Linked DNA regions of Homo sapiens: region 1 is linked to region 2. Evidence: chromatin contacts called from ENCODE Hi-C or POLR2A ChIA-PET data. All regions are on one chromosome and are shown on one strand. The core of a region is the stretch at or near the end of the contact, and the rest is flanking DNA. Distances in the headings are between cores, read along the strand shown.

Region 1 (4,404 bases), core at 1,576-4,075, 4.0 Mb after region 2:
TTAAGGAGGCCAGGCTGACAAATAAACATAGCACCAACATCACTAACAATTTATGCACCATCCATTCAATATATGGTTGCCATCAAGACAATCAGGATACAACTGGAGATGGAAGTGATTTCCAGCAAAATAACTGGTTACCTGTTCAACTTTCCTACAAGTGCTTCTGGTTCTGGAAAGGAAAACCACTGGTTACCCAGTTTGATCCTGAAGATTCTGGGTTGAGAACCTTCAAAAGGTAAGCTCCTGGTGAAGATATGGTTCAAAGCACCTTCTACATGAAAGGACTTATCTTGACTCCTGGCAAAATAGACACCAATATGAAGTCTGTCATTATTAAAATAAGCAAGTATTTTTAGAGACCGAATCAATTAATTGGCAGGGCCTATTGAGTCTGTCTATGAGATTTTGTTATCATTAGTGAGAGAGATGAAAACGCAGAAGGCTTAAACCTATGCTATTACCTACCTATATCCAGTGCACTTGTACCCTGCCACAGCCTTACAGCTGAATGGATACACGTCGCTTAAAATGAGCCCCCCCAGGGCTGCCATGGCAACCACTTGCCAACTGTTGTGCCATTCTCTCTGGGGCTTATCCGCAGGAGTTCCACCTTGTCCTCTACATAATGCCACGTGGACTTCTCCTTCCTCTGCAAGAACGTCTGCACAGCTAATAGGGAGAAAAGAAACACTAACTAATTATCATAAACAAGCAGAAATTACCACAGGAGTTGGCAACATACACATGGTTTGCCTGTGAAATAATTAAAATCCAATCATACCTATGTGCAAAAATCTATTAGACCTCAAAAAATGCAAAGAAAGTAGCTGGAAGTAAATAGAAGCATAAATTAAATGTTCAACCCACTCACTGATAAGATTGGCTGACCAGGGTCTGCTTTGCATTTGTGTCATTCATGCATATGTCACAGAAAGATCAATATCTGCACAGTTCCTATATATGATTCATTGCTTAGGCTGTTTCTTCCCATTTAGAAAGTTCTTTTCACTGCCCTCCTGAAATTCAAATACTAGTTTAAAATACCACCTCTGTCAAAACTTTATTGACAGCTATGCCCCATCGGACACCTCCAATAGTATCATGTCTTGTGGTATAATCATGTAAAGCACTGTTTTCAGTTCACAATAATTTTATGAGGCTGTTAGTTACTTTTTTTTTTTTTTTTTTTTTTGAGATGGAGTCTTGCTCTGTCGCCCAGGCTGGAGTGCAGTGGCACGATCTCAGCTCACTGCAACCTCCACCTCCCAAGTTCAAGCGATTCTCCTGCCTCAGCCTCCCAAGTACCTGGGACTACAGGCACGTGCCAGCACGGCCAGCTAATTTTTATATTTTTAGTAGAGGCGGGGTTTTGCCACTTTGGCCAGGCTGGTCTCAAACTCCTGACCTCAGGTGATCTGCTCACCTCGGCCTCCCAAACTGCTGGGATTACAGGCATGAGCCACCACGCCTGGCCCAGTTAGTTACTATTAATATCCCTAGTTTACAGTTGAGGAAACGGAAGCATGTAAAGATTAAGTAAGCTTGCTTAAAATAACAACTGTTGGCCGGGCGTGGTGGCTCATGCCTGTAATCCCAGCACTTTAGGAGGCCAAGGCAGGCGGATCACAAGGTCAGGAGATCGACACCATCCTGGCTAACACGGTGAAACCCCATCTCTACTAAAAATACAAAAAATTAGCTGGGCGTGGTGGCGGGCGCCTGTACTCCCAGCTACTTGGGAGGCTGAGGCAGGAGAATGGCGTGAACCCAGTAGGCGGAGCTTGCAGTGAGCCGAGATTGCACCACACCACTGCACTCCAGCCTGGGCGACAGGGCGAGACTCTGTCTCAAAAAATAAAAATAAATAAAAATAAAAAAATAACAACTGTTAAGTGGTGGGCTGGGATTTGAATCCAGGCAGTCTGGCTTCTAAGTGCACGTTCTTAGCCATTAGACTATATGGCTCTCATTATTTTGCACTGTCAAAAATAAATGATCCTCTTTTACACACCCAAGAGTACATTATTTGTACTTTCATTTAGCATTTAGGGTTTATATATCTGTCTTTCCAACTAAACTTGGGGTTCCTTTGGGGCTTTATAGTCTCTTCTAAACATATCATAGTAGCTTGCACGTGTGCCTTATGTTTGGGTACAGTAACTATGTTATGGACATCTTAAACATTTTCCTTGTGAGGGCGCTCCTTTCCTCACCTTTGGAAAAATTTGGCAAGCAGTTCCCTGTTCTTAGCTACGCCAGCTTTGCGTCCACAATGCGGGAAGATGAAATAAATTTGATCAAATTCTCTCTCGTGCAGTTCAAAGACATCTGCCAGCTGGGTGCAGTCCACACCGAAACGTACATCGATACCTGGCAAAGATAGTTTGGGGGCGCAAAATATAGACAGGAGGATGCCTCAAGACATGGAACAGAAAAACTCTTCCTAACTTAAACCGTGCAGACCAGCCCAAGTCTGGGCACAAAGCCGGCTTTATGTGAATATCCGTGGGACGATCAAGAACAATCTCCACGTGGGTTACATCCCCACGCCCCCACCCTTTCCACTTTGGGACGCGCCGGCCGCTGGGCGGGGTTTCGCAGAGGGGCGGGCTCGCTACCTCGCTCGCGCAGGCACTGCAGATTCTCCCAGGCCAGTGGATCCCGAGCCAACTCGGCCGGGCGCTGGAGGCAGGTGGCGGTAAGTTGAGTGCTCTGATCCAGGGTTTCGCTCAGAGCGGCGGCGAAGGAGAAATTCCCCTCCCCAACCAACAGGAGGCGCCGAGGGGCCATGGCCTCCACGGACTCCCGGCTCGCGTTCTCTGTGGCGCTCGTTTTACGTCACTTCCTTCACGGATCTCTCTCCGCCCCGTCTTCTCCCGTCACTAGTTGATGACGCACCCATGGCGCCTGGTTGTCTAGACGAGCCGGTGTACCGACTCCCCGGTGGATGATAACTATGAGTGCAAAAGCAAGACGCGCACTTTCCTGTCACCTCGCCCTTTCACCCCCTCGGGAAGATCAAAGTGTCTTTAGCCCAAGCATGGCCTTGAGCGACTTCATCACACCTGCATGAGGTCACAAGCAGTCACTAGCGCAGGGGGGTGAGGCGAGTTCTGGGTGAAAGAAACGGGGCGGGGCTGAGGCCAAGGAAGAGGTTGGACTGTGTCTCGCATGCTCCTGACGCAGAAGGTTTTGAACCTTTTTTCACCTCGTCTGAAATGGCTGCCTCCCAGTGTCTCTGCTGCTCAAAATTTCTCTTCCAGGTGCTTAAATCTCCTATCTTCTATTCGTTCAAGAAAGAGTATTGAGTGTCTATTGCGTGCCAGGCCACTGTGAGGGTGGTTACGATATGTGGATGAACAAAATGTGGCCTATGATTTCAATGAGCCTGCAGTCTGGTGGGGAATGCACAGAGCAAAACAGGCAACTCTGATATGGCAGGGTGTGTGCTCTGGGAGCACACAGAAGAACGTTACCAAGTTTGGGGGCGAAGAGGGTCAGAGAGTCCTTGGATGAAGTAAACCCGAGTTGAAAGCTAACAGGGTAAAAGTGCATCTTAACTGAGTCAAGAGGCGTGAAGAGGCAGAAGGAACAATATATGCAAAAGCTTGATGGAGAAACAGAATAGTTGAGTTTGGCTGAAACACAATTGGAGGGAGAGTAACAGATGAGACTGAAGAGTTAGGCAGGGGCCAGGTCATAGGGAGCGTTGTAAGCCTTTAAAAAAAATCAACTTTTATTTTACAAATGGGGGTACAGGTACAGGTTTGTTACGTGGATATATTGCACCCAGGTAGGTTGCAGGTTTGCTACATGGGTATATTGCACCTAATAGTTTTTCAACCCACACCACCCGCCCTCCCCACTCTAGTTAGTAGCCTGGAGTGTGTGTTGTTTCCATGTTTAGGTCCATGTTTGCTCAATGTTTAGCTCCCACTTATAAGTGAGAATGTCAGAGGTATTTATACCAGAGCAACTCCGTCTTGAATAGGGGCTAGGTAAATAAGGCTAAGACCTGGGCTGCATTCCCAGTAAGTTAAGGCATTCTTAGTCACAGGATGAGATAGCTCAGCACAAGATACAGGTCATAAAGACCTTGCTGATAAAACGGGTTGCAGTAAAGAAGCCAGCTAAAATCCACCAAAACCGAGATGGTGATGAGAGTGATCTCTGGTCATCCTCATTGCTACACTCCCACCAGCGCCATGACAGTTTACAAATGCCATGGCAAAGTCAGGAAGTTACCGTATATGGTCTAAAAAGTGGAGGTATGAATTAATCCACCCCTTGTTTAGTATATAATCAACAACCATAAAAATGGGCAACCAGCTGCCCTCAGGGTTGCTCTGCATATGGAGTAGCCATTCTTTATTCCTTTACTTTCTTAATAAACTTCCTTAT
Region 2 (7,179 bases), core at 1,184-3,683:
GCACTACAAGGTAGGTACTGTTATTATCTCCATTTTACAAATAAGAAAACTGGAGCACAGGCTGGGCGCGGTGGCTCACGCCTGTAATCCCACTACTTTGGGAGGCGGAGGTGGGTGCATCACTTGAGGTCAGGAGTTCAAGACCAGCCTGGTCAACATGGGGAAACCCCATCTCTACTAAAAGCATGAAAAAATTAGCCTGGCGTGGTGGTATACATCTGTAATCCCAGCTACTTCGGAGGCTGAGGCAGGATAATCGCTTGAACCCGAAAGGTTGAGGTTGCAGTTAGCTGAGATAGAGCCTCTGCACTCAGGCCTGGGTGACAGAATGAGACTCTGTCAGGAAGGAAGGTGACAGAATGAGACTCCGTCAGGAGGGAGGGAGGGAGGGAGAGAAAAGAGGGAGGGAGACTGGAGCACAGAGAAGTTAAGTGACTTGTCCAAGAAGGGAGGGAGGGAGGGAGAGAGGGAGACCGGAGCACAGAGAAGTGACTTGTCCAGGAAGGAAGGAAGGAAGGCAGGAAGGAAGGAAGGGAGGGAGGGAAGGAAGGAAGGGAGGGAGGGAGGGAGGGAAAAGAGGGAAGGAGACTGGAGCACAGAGAAGTTAAGTGACTTGTCCAAGAAGGAAGGGAGGGAGGGAGACTGAAGCACAGAGAAGTGACTTGTCCAGGAAGGAAGGAAGGCAGGAAGGAAGGGAGGGGCGGAGGGAGGGAACTGGAGCACAGAGAACTGATTTGTCCAAGGTCACCCAGCAGAAGGAAGGGAGGAAGGAAGGGAGGAAGGAAGGGAGGGAGGGAGACTGGAGCACAGAGAAGTTAAGTGACTTGTCCAAGACGGACGGACACGGACGGAAGGAAGGAACAAAGAAGGAGGGAGGGAGGGAGGGAGGGAACTGGAGTACAGATAACTGACTTGTGGAAGGAAGGACGGAAGGAAGGAGAGAGGGAACGAAGGAAGGAGAGAGGGAAGGAAGGAAGGAAGGAGAGAGAGGGAAGGAAGGAAGGAGAGAGGGAGAGAGGGAGGGAAGGGAGGGAACTGGAGCACAGAGAACTGACTTGTCCAAGGTCACCCAGCCAGGATTTGAGTCCAGAATGTGAGTGCCCTTAGCCATTACACTGAATTGCCTCCCAGCTGAGAACTTTTAACAAATGTATCAGGACATACACAACTGGATGCTACAAGGTGGTTTTCGGCCAACTTTCCCCTTTAAACACATGCATCAATTTCAAACTATTTATATGATAAAAAATGCTTACACCTTTATCGATCTCGTTTTTAAAATGGTATGGCTTTTCAGGACTATCTTTCACAATCGTTAAAGGGAAATTCGCTTTGTTAATATGAAAAAAAAATCAAATATCTGTTTCATGAGTTGTCAGTGGCCAACGCTGTTTAGACTACGGCTTGAACGCATCACCCCTTAAAGATCATCTTGTGGCCTTGGGCAAATTGCTTAGCCTTCTTTGTTTCTCCAGCGGCAAAGTGGATATAACAATAGTACCATCTCCTAAAGTGGTGAGGATTAGCTGATATTATCCATATAAATTGTTATGCACAGTACCTGACACAGAGCGAGTGCCCAATAAATGTCTTTCACTATTTAGGTCCTGGGTTCTCTCATTTCCAGAGTGCAAGTCCTCCAGCAACCACAGAAACGCTTTCTAGAGTCGCTGCCCACTCCTTAAAAACATTTGTCCCTACTTCGCACAGAGCATAGTGATACCACAAACAGGCTTCCCTGGACCCCAGCCCTGGGGGTGGCTATATCACCTCGCTCAGGCCCAGGAAGAGAGAGCCGGCTCTGGTCTCCCACCCGGCAGCAGCACAAAACTTAACCAGGATTTCTCACTTCGGTCAACTCTTGAATCACCGCGCCCAGTCTGGCTGGCTCGGCAGCAGATGGAATGAGGGCGCCGGCGCCAGGAAGTGGCGCTCACCCACCTGCCCAGCCCGAGGTGGGCACTCCTCCTTCACAGCATCCCCGGGGACCTCGTCCCTCCACCGCGGAACGCCCCAGAGGACCGACCTAATAGTGCCACAGGGTGGGTTTCCCCCCAAATCCTCCAAAATACATCGCCACGATTTCGAAACGGGAGCCGAGGGAGACGCACCAAGTGCTTCCCGACGCCAGGTGAAGCGCACCATACCTGGTGTGCGTGTTGAGCCCCGAACCGAAGTCCGTGCGGCCGCCACCTCTGCCTCCCTGCTGGGGGCCTCAGAGAGTGTGCTCCTTGTCCACGTGCGCGCAGGGCCCGCAGCCGCCCCCACGCCCCAGCGGAGCTGCAGCACGCCCCTTCCACTCACCAGGTGAAGAGTTTGCCTTTTATCCTGCGCAGCAGGCTGGAGAACTCGGCCGCCGCTCCCTCCGCGAGGGGCTCTGGGGCGCCGGGGCCCGCTGGCGAGTCTGCCTCCATCGGCGCCCTTGCGCGTCTCCGGCGCCCAAAACCCCCGAAGTGCCGGGTCCCGGAAGACGGGAGGCGGTGCCTGTGCGGCCGGCTGGGGCTCCGCTCTGGCCCTGCGCTCCCTCCCTCGCTCGCTTGCTCGCGTCCCTCTCGCTCCTCCGCTCGGCTCCTTCAGCGACCAATCATTAACTGTCAAGCCCTAAGGGCCAGACAATACATTTGCAGATTACAACCTGGCACCTCCAGGGTGGCAGGAGGAGAAAGGGCAATTTTTTTTTCGTCTTGGCAGCCGAGCCTTATTGTTGAGCGGCACCCAGTGTGCCTTCAGGTTTTTAGGGTTCCTTGTTTGAAATCACAAGATACAGTGACACGAGGTTATTGTAGGTGATTCCTAAGCTAAGAAGCGGTGAGTGAGCAGTGAGTTAGAAGCAGTGAGTGAGCCGGGACTCTCCTAACTGGAAGGACTGGCTGACCCCTCCTCTTCCCTCCCACTCTCCCTCCCTCTGGCTGATTTGTACAAAATCGCTTCATTAAAATAACTGAAGGCTGGCAGGGCGCGTTGGCTCACACCTGTAATCCCAACGCTTTGGGAGGCCGAGACGGGTGGATCACCTGAGGTCAGGAGTTCGAGACCAGACTGGGAAATATGGTGAAACCCCGTCTCTACTAAAAATACAAAAATTAGCCGGGCGTGGTGACGGGTGCCTGTAGTCCCAGCTACTCGAGAGGCTGAGGCAGGAGAATCGCTTGAACCCAGGAGGCGGCGGTTGTGAGCCAAGATCGCGCCTTTGCACTCCAGCCTGGGCAACAGAGGGAGACGTCGTCTTAAAAAAAAAAAAAAAAAAAAAAAAAACCTGAAGGCGCTTCAGGTCTGTGTCGCTTTTCCCTGCAAAACATGGGTAAGATCCTAAAAAGATCTTGGAAACGTGCCTTTGTGGCGTGGATGGAGGCGTGGCTCATTCCTCGCGGTGTGTTGGTTTTGTCTTTCAGTATTCAGTTGTCTCCGCCGTGCCAGGGAGAGAGACGGTGCCAACCCCCGGCGCTCGGCTTGGATGCCCTGCCCTGGCCACGCCTTCCGAGGCTTCCACGGGCTAAAGAGGGATTAAGAGACACTAAGCTGGGGTCGAAAAGTTCCTGTCACTGACCCCCTGCTTCCGGAAAGGAGGAGATCCAGAAAACAAAAGAAAAGGTGTTGGGACCTTTTATTTTTTCCTGGCCACCTGCTTTGGGGGTTGGGGTGGGTCAAAATAAACGTAGGTTCAAATAGACAGGCTGTGCAGACGAGCTGGCAATTCTGTAAGAGGAGTCTAAGAAAAAAAACAGCTTTCGAAAATGAAATATTACTTCAGGAACCCCAAGTTTAGCAGCTGCAGGAACCTCAAAAAAACCTTTGAAACTAAGAACGTGGTCATCCGTAGAGACTAATTAAGTATTATAATACAAGCATATTATGAAACAAGAGGACATTAGAAGCACATTTAAGATGTCACTTTTGTAAAGTAAACAACTCATTTAACCCTGCATATTGACAACGTTGAATTCTACCTGAGCCCTGTGCTCCTGGAAAGTAATGACAATTAAGAAACCTTCCTAGGCCGGGCGCGGTGGCTGACGCCTGTAATCCCAGTGCTTTGGGAGACCGAAGCGGGCGGATTACTCCTGAGGTCAGGAGTTCGAGACCAGCCTGACCAACATGGCGAAATCCCGTCTCTACTAAAACTACAAAAATTAGCCCGGCGTTTTGGTGTGTGCCTGTAATCCCAGCTACTTGGGAGGCTAAGGCAGGAGAACCACTTGAACCCGGGAGGCAGAGGTTGCAGTGAGCCAAAATCGTGCCACTGCACTTCAGCCTGGGCAACAGAGTAAGACTGTCTCAAAAAAAAAAGAAAGAAAGAGAGAAAGAGAGAAAGAAAGAAAGAGAAAAGAAAAGAAGCCTCCCACCTTTTTTTTTTTAATCAAAGATTTTGGTTGAATTTCTCTTCCTCCCTCATACCTCTGAACTTTCACCCACCCTGACCCTGAGCCGCAGGTAACCCCTCCTTAATAGCCCCTCCTGAGAAGTTGGCCTCAGGGTGAAACATTCTCTAATCTATTATCCAGTGGAGAGCCACCTTTTCATTCCACTTCCCACCAGTAGGGAATAGGCCCCCTCCTACTGCAGGAACCCTTCCCCACAGTCCCCACCCATCCCCATTTGCAATAATCCCTACAAATAAAGTCTCTCCTTAACCAAATTTGATTTTTTATTTGCAATATATACAGTAGTCACCTCCTTACCTGAGGTTTTGATTTCCACGGTTTTAGTTACCACAGCCAATTACCCTCTGAAAATAGGTGACTAGAGTATAGTAAGATATTTTGAGAGAGAGACCACATTCACATAACTTTTATTACAGTATATTGTTATAATTGTTCTATTTTATTATGAGTTGTTAATTTCTTACTGTGCCAATTTTATAAATTAAATTTTATTATAGGTATGTGTAGGAAAAAAGTATATACTGTATAGGGCTAAATACTCTCTGCAGTTTCAGACACCCACCGGGGGTCTTGAAACATAAGGGAGGACTACTATGTTTGATTATGTGAGTATGAAGAAAAATAGAAGATACACGTCAACACCAGTAACTTTAAAAGAGGGTGGGGGGCCAGGCACAGTAGCTCACACCTGTAATCCCAACACTTCAGGAGGCTGAGGCAGGAGGATTGTTTGAGCTCAGGAGTTTCAGACCAGCCTGGGGCTACATAGTGAGACAGTCTTTTAAAACACACACACAGACACACACACACACCCCCCAAAAAAAAACTCCGGCACGTATAATAGAGTCCCCCCGCTTTTATTTTTTTTTTCAGACGGAGTCTCTCTTTGTCAGGCTGGAATACAGTGGTGCGATCTCAGCTCACTGCAACCTCCAACTCCCTGGTTCAAGCAATTCTCCTGCCTCAGCCCCCCAAGTAGATGGGACTACAGGCATGTGCCCATGCCCGGCTAATTCTTGTATTTTTAGTAGAGACAGGAGTTCACCATGTTGGCCAGGTTGGTCTCGATCTCCTGACCTCGTGATTCACCTGCCTCGGCCTCCCAAAGTGCCAGGATTACAGGTGTGAGCCACCACGCCCGCCAATAGAGTCCCTGTTATGTCAAATGTATGCCTTTGTATAAATACATGAAATTAAAAGATGAATTTAGACATTGTAGCAAGCTGAATAATGTCCCCCAAAATATCCAGGTCCTAATCCCTAGAACCTGTGAATGTTGCCTTGAGTGGCAAAATGGACTTTGCAGATGTGATTAAGTTACACACCGTGAGATGGAGAGATTATCCTGTGGGCCATAATGTAATCACAGTGTCATAGGAGGGAAACAGAGGCCAGGCATGGAGGCTCACACCTGTAATCCCAGCACTTTGGAAGGCTGAAGCGGGTGGATCACGAGGTCAGGAGTTCGAGACCAGTTTTGCCACCATGGCGAAACCCCCATCTCTACTAAAAATACAAAAATTATCCAGGCATGGTGGTGCACGCCTGTAATCCCAGCTACTCAGGAGGCTGAGGCAGGAGAATCACTTGAATGCAGGAGGCAGAGGTTGCAGTGAGTTGAGATCGTGCCATTGCACTCCAGCCTGGGTGACATAGCAAGACTGTGTCCCCACCACCACCACCACCAAAAAAAGGAGGGAAACAGAAAGAAAAGAAAGTGATATAATGTAAGCAGAGGTTGAAGTGATGCGCTTTACTCAGGAGGCTGAGGCAGGAGAATCACTTGAACGCGGGAGGCAGAGGTTGCAGTGAGTTGAGATCGTGCCATTGCACTCCAGCCTGGGTGACATAGCAAGACTGTGTCCCCACCACCACCACCACCAAAAAAAGGAGGGAAACAGAAAGAAAAGAAAGTGATATAATGTAAGCAGAGGTTGAAGTGATGCGCTTTGAAGACAGAGAAAGGCTAACACAAGCCAAGGAATACATGCAGCCACCAGAAGCTCAGAGGCTCCAGAAGAAAGTAGCCCTGACACCTTTAGGCTTGACAACCGGCCAGTAAAACTGATTTCAGACTTCTGACCTCCAGAACTGTAAGAGAATAAATCTACGTTGTTTTAAGCCACTAAATTGGTGATTTATTACAGCGGCCATAGGAAACAAATGCAGATGTGTATACACTAATTTATAGAAATCAGGGTACACTGTCAAGTGAAAAAAGCAAATTTTTAGGGTAACTGTATAATACAGTTACATTTTAATAAAAGCTACCAACTAAATATCTTTATATATACATATATTAATACATTGATAGACATATATTTATATTTGCTGTGTTTATTATATAAGCAAGAAAAAGGATTTGGAAGAATACATAACAGGTTATTGATAATGGTTAAATCATGTGAGTGGTTGGGGATGGGGCGGGGAATGAATAAGGGGGTGAGAGATTGCCATATATATCTTCATTTTGTGCTCTTGCTATGAGCATATACTGCCTTTGCAATTTAAAAAATGTACAATTAAGACATTTTTCAATAGGTCACATTAATCTTAATTTAAAACATATTAAGCTCAGCTGGGCGCAGTGGCTCATGCCTGTAATCCCAGCACTTTGAGAGGCCAAGGCAGGTGGATCACCTGAGGTCAGGAGTTCAAGACTAGCCCCACCAACATGGTGAAACCCCATCTCTACTAAATACAAAAAAAGTAGCCTGGCATGGTGGCACATGACTCTAATTCCAGCTACTTGGGCAGTAGCTGAGGCAGGAGAATTCCTTGAACCCAGGAGACAGAG

Evidence for each region. Hi-C counts contacts between places; a loop is a spot of excess contacts on that map. ChIA-PET counts read pairs that join two places held with the same protein, here RNA polymerase II (POLR2A). Pooled maps may share reads with other maps.
Region 1: a loop to region 2 is called in a pooled map, with 2.6 times the contacts of the local background. The contact joins the promoter of FDXACB1 here to the promoter of SLC35F2 in region 2. A Hi-C loop is called at or near these places in 1 of 168 maps with a recorded cell type or tissue (naive thymus-derived CD4-positive, alpha-beta T cell) and 4 of 50 pooled maps. POLR2A ChIA-PET finds 5 or more read pairs at or near these places in 1 of 52 experiments (OCI-LY7).

The regions. Positions count from the first base shown.
Region 1 is chr11:111,876,340-111,880,743 of GRCh38, forward strand. It overlaps FDXACB1 (ferredoxin-fold anticodon binding domain containing 1), which reads right to left and starts at 2,826. Exons shown (of 5, transcript NM_138378.3): 1 at 2,622-2,826; 2 at 2,217-2,373; 3 at 469-672; 4 at 142-300. The coding sequence starts at 2,793. It overlaps CFAP68 (cilia and flagella associated protein 68), which reads left to right and starts at 3,202. Exons shown (of 4, transcript NM_022761.3): 1 at 3,202-3,266. The coding sequence starts at 3,222. RefSeq lists enhancers at 2,494-3,113, 2,610-3,079.
Region 2 is chr11:107,856,354-107,863,532 of GRCh38, forward strand. SLC35F2 (solute carrier family 35 member F2) reads right to left here and starts at 2,434. Exons shown (of 8, transcript NM_017515.5): 1 at 2,305-2,434. The coding sequence starts at 2,414. It overlaps LOC124902746 (a long non-coding RNA gene), which reads left to right and starts at 2,877. Exons shown (of 2, transcript XR_007062876.1): 1 at 2,877-3,301; 2 at 3,393-4,636. RefSeq lists an enhancer at 1,960-2,029 and a silencer at 2,250-2,559.